2 separate regions of the Homo sapiens genome follow, and region 1 is linked to region 2. Evidence: read pairs that join two places in POLR2A ChIA-PET (ENCODE). Cell type or tissue: PC-3. All regions are shown on one strand.

What was found. Peaks named below come from ENCODE experiments on the same cell type or tissue, not always from the same donor. Only the 100,000 strongest peaks of a DNase experiment are listed, where the experiment ranks them.
Region 1: POLR2A ChIA-PET joins it to region 2 with 9 read pairs; 1 of 35 experiments calls an interaction of 5 or more read pairs at or near these places.

What each region holds. Positions count from the first base shown.
Region 1 is chr6:45,542,313-45,544,812 of GRCh38, reverse strand. The region is part of intron 7 of RUNX2 (RUNX family transcription factor 2); the gene reads right to left. Among named protein-coding and RNA genes, the nearest start is that of RUNX2-AS1, 33 kb to the left of the region's middle. In PC-3, no CTCF peak of the experiment used is centred here; a DNase peak (open chromatin) is centred at 1,132; H3K27ac peaks cover 1,576 bases.
Region 2 is chr6:45,043,693-45,046,192 of GRCh38, reverse strand. The region is part of intron 3 of SUPT3H (SPT3 homolog, SAGA and STAGA complex component); the gene reads left to right. Among named protein-coding and RNA genes, the nearest start is that of MIR586, 150 kb to the left of the region's middle. In PC-3, no CTCF peak of the experiment used is centred here; a DNase peak (open chromatin) is centred at 1,112; H3K27ac peaks cover 879 bases.

The DNA.
Region 1 (2,500 bases), 500 kb before region 2:
GCTTGTGCCCTGCCTCGTACAATACAGAGGCCAAATGGAGGCCACAGACGTTCCTCAGGCAGCCTCTGCATTGCAGGGCATCCAGGTGACCTTGAGCTGGCAGAACTAACAGCGATGGGCAGGGCACTTCTGTATGCATTAAGTTCAATATTTAGATCATATAAGAAGAACCAGAATAATGTGAACAGCGTGTATCAGAAAGAAGTCGCACTTAAAACGCCAACGTGTGCCCCCTGCAGAAGTATGGAGTTCACACAGATAGACATGTTAATGTAAAAACTGCTTCTTAGGTGTATCTGTACTTAAAATACACTGCAGTAATAATTACAATTCCGTATGGTTTCACTTATTTTGATGCAGAAGCCTCATTAAAACTCTTTATGTGGGGCCCTGGCAGTAAACTCCAATATGGTTTTGAATTTACCCCTCCCCACTCCTTCCTCTCAATTTTACCTGATACATTTTGCTGATGTTTTTATTGCCCATCACATGCCAGGATCACTGTACCTTTTTGGTTTATAGATGCTAGCTAACACAAAATGACATTTGTTTTTCAATTAATGAGCTCTGGTTATGGTTTATAGAAAACAATGCAACAAATTTCCGCTAGGTTTACAGTATTTTAACCAATCACTTCTAGGCATTTGAGTCTTAATGTCTTGAGAATGGACTCTTTCTTGATAAAGAGCGCTAATGTTGACTTGAAAGGGATTATAGGATGATTTTTCAACTTACAAACAATAGAATTTTCTGGAATTTGCTTAGTCACTTTATGTTACCAAGAAATGTTCCTGAAACATTTTGCAACATGTTCTCTAGGAAGAAATAGTAACAATTTGCTCTAGTACCATACGAGATCCCTTATAAAATAATCATGATAAGGTGGTGGGAGAAATCCTAAACTTAAAAGAAAGACTATAAACTCCTTCCTAATCTTCAAATTTTTAAATAATAATAGTTACAGAAGCAAATAATATCCTTAAATTTTCTTTCATTGAATAAGGTTGTGTCTGTGCTTCCAATGTCTGTTTTGTACATGAACTCAGGTTTTCTTTTAGAACCCCTGCTTGGGCTATTTTGACATTGTATCCTAAACTAGTCATCCTTGTGTCACCAACCACATTGTAGCCACAAACTTACCAACATAGAACTAACTGGATGTTACATCAACTAAAGTAAGCAAAATATAAGTTTGACTTATTAAGAGTCCATATTATGAAGGCCTAGAGTTCTAAAAGCAGTGCAACCCCAATCTGATTTTCTAAATATAAAACCAAAGCTCAGCCACTCCCCCAGTGATATGCCTGGTACGCTCAGAGCTCCCAAGAGCCAGTTTAAAACTCATGACTACAACTTACTGGATAGATAAAGCCAAAGGTGGTTTGGGGACCTTTTTAAAATAGCAAGGAACAACTTGCACAAGTCCATTCTTTTTGCTGTTATCCATGTTATCTCCTCCATATACAAAGTACATTCGGCTATTAGGCTTTGCTGAACAGTGGAGAAGTTGAGAGTGCTATAGCCAACACTAGATCACTTGGTGCGAAGAGTTTCAAAATGGTATGTGCCTACATCTTCCTGGGGGACTGCCAGGAGTTACTAGAAGCCCAAGATAATCATCGTGCATTTTCCTGATGGGTTGGTTTTACTCAACTTGGGGAAAATAATACACTATACAATAAACATGAATATGATGTGGAGGAGAGTGCAACATTTATGTGAATTTTTAGATAAATAAAAAATGACTTCAACAAAATTTTGCTCTTGTAAAGCTTTAGGCTATGATCCGAGATCCCCCAAGGTACTCAAATACTCCTTTATGCTGGTTGAGGAACTCTGATGGAAAAGTCTAAACTCTTAATTTGCTGCTTAGGTAATGCAAATCTAACCCCTGTTTGACAAATAGGAAAGCTGGTATCTAGAGAAAAGAAGCCATTTACTCAATATCACAAAATCACAGCCACAGCTAGACAGACCTCTTTGACTTCTAACAAAGGATATGCTATCTTAGTTACCCTTAAGGAATTTGGTTAACATGATCACAGGTCTATCTACATACACATACACACCTGCTATCTTAGAAGTTGATTTGCCTAAATGAAAAATACTCAAAATATCTCAAAATACTTAAATTGACTCTTCTACTGCCTAAGTGTTGCCCCAGTGAGAGTTCCTATCTTTGGGATATTATTAATAACTCTTTTAGGCCTTGTTGATCTAATCTGCTAAATAATGGGCAATTAGTTTGGTTGCTCAGGGCAACATGTGAATGAGACCAAGGTCAAGGGTATGATCCCCTTAGGACCTGCTGGCTTCCTACAGATGCATTTCATTCCAAAACTGCTGTCTACACCCCTAGCCAAAGCCAAACAGCTTGCAAACAAATGTAGCTGTCATAAAAAGAGCTGCAAGAACTTTGCTCATTAAAATAGTAACAGCAGCGGCAGCAGCAATTTTTCACAACCTAATATACACAGGAAAGAATATATTAATAACATTT
Region 2 (2,500 bases):
GGGAAAGGTTATTTATAACAAATGGTGCTGAAGCAACTGGGTATCCATGTGGAAAAACAATCTCAATCCTTTCTTCGTGCCATGTGCAAATATTAAAATAGCTAAAATTATTAAACTTCTAGAAAAATGTGTAGGAGAAAACCTTCACCTTAAGAATGAGAACAAGTCAAGGATGCCCCTTTCACCAAATATCATGACCTCAGTTAGACAGACTTCTTAGATAGAACATAGAAAGCATGAAGAACAACAAAAGAAAAAGTGATACATTGAACTTCACCAACATTAAAAAACTTGCACTCTGAAAGATACTGTCAAGAAAATGAAAAGGCAGCTTACAGGCAAAAAATATTTGTGATGCATATATCTGACAAAGAATTTGCCTTTAGAATATATACAGTACTCTTTATTAATCAGTAATAATGTGACAAAGAATCCAATGATAAACAGGTAAAAAAACTTGTATAGACACTTTATAAAAGAATATATGTGAATGACCAGTAAGCACATGTGAAAATATTGGAAGCTCTGGCCAGGGCAATCAGGCAAGAGAAAGAAAAAAGGATATTCAAATAGGAAGAGAGGAAGTCATATTGTCTCTGTTTGCAGATGACATGATTCTGTATTTAGAAAACCCCAGTGTCTTAGCCCCAAAACTCCTTAAGCTGATAAGCAACTTCCACAGTCTCAGGATAGAAAATCAATGTGCAAAAATCACAAGCATTCCTATACACCAACAATAGATAAGCAGATCTGCATTTACAACTACATGACTACATCCCATGAACAAGGTAGTTTGGGGTTATGACAGTATTTTAGAAGAATTTAGAGGTCTTAATACTTTGATGTTTTTGGCTTGAAGGACAGTGTGTTCCCCCAACAAAAAGATGAAGTTCCTGAGGAGGAAGCAGTTTCATTTCTTATAACGGTAGTTCTCAAAGTATGGTCCCCATAGACCACTGATGGTCTTCTAGGATTCTCTGGGTGGTCTTCCAGCTGGTTTCTTGAAATTCTAAGGTTTATAATATGACAGTATCTGTAGTCTGTTTTATGGCATGGATTAATAATTTACTTGTGACATTTCTTAAGTATTTTTTCAGATGCCATTCTTCCCATGAGTCATGATGAGGTTTCTTTTCAGTGACATAGTGGGTATAGATGGAGTTGGTCACTCTTTTTTCCTCTCGTGAAATAATCCACAATATGAAATTGAGAACTGCTACCTTAGAGATGTCAAACTATTTATATGATTAAAGCTTTGAGAAAGTCCTTCACTGACAATTTGTAACACTAAAATAATTTTTATTTTTTAACTGAAATCCCAGTTTGCATGCTTAAAATTGACTCCTCAGTTGGCCAGAGAGAAGTGGCTTTATTCTAAAACTGGAAGAGATCCCATCCAAGAATCTAAGACCTAAGAATCTAAGATAACACTTTGAGTTGAAAGCGTAGGGTCACCTGGCCTGAAACCCAGCAGGCCTGGATTTATTTCTGATTCCATCACCCAGTAACCATGAGACCTTGATCATGTTATATTCCATCTCTCAAGCTATTTTTAGCAGTAAAATTTTAAAGTATTTGTTTTACCATAATTAAATTCCTGGTATAGTGCCTGACTCATTCATTCAATAAGTAATATATTGACTGTCTCTTCTAATGATAGCTGTTTGGATGCATAATAAGGTAAGATGTGATTCCTGACTACAAGTGATTTACAGATAAGTAGTGGAGGTAGAAAAGGAGATCTAGCCTAACATTACAGTGCTATCACCTATTCCCTAGTGCTGTAGATACCCTGAGAACCAGGGGATTAGGGGTTTCCCCGAGGATATGAAACCTGAGCTGAGTTTCAAAGGTTGAATAGGAGTTAGCTAGACAAAATTGGAAAGATTATTCCAACCTGATAAAGGATTCAAAGGCATACAAAGCAGGATTTGTGTAGAGAACTCAGCCCTGCAGTGAAAAGTGCATAGGGGCGAGGTTGGAAATGATAATAGAGATTGGCACAGAGGCTTAAGAAATCAATGAATGGACACTACCATTAGCATTAACACTGCACTGCCTCTACTACTACTGCTATTTTATTAGCAGCATTAGCATTTTAGATGTTTAGGTAAATGGGAGGGAACTGTAGTAGCTTAATTTGAATAAATAATTCAGCCCACTTTGTTACAAATGAAAGTATAGGAAAAATGTATTTTTCTTGACTTACATACCTGAAATTAATAAATTCTGTTAATATGGTGTACATTTCTGAGTTTCTCATTTTTAGAAAGGCAGTAAGGGGTTCTTGAAAGCCCTGAGTTGTTTGTAGCTTCAGTTCATTTAGTTTTATTCATAGTGAGTAAAAGCTGAATTTCAATCTCTACCATGCCCCAACAATTATAAATTTGAAATTAGTGAAAGCTGAATTAATGTGGTTTCATCAAATAGTAATGGTGCATAGCTATAATCAGATCATATTTATTTGTGAATTTCTTTCCTTTTTTTTCAGCCTTTAATA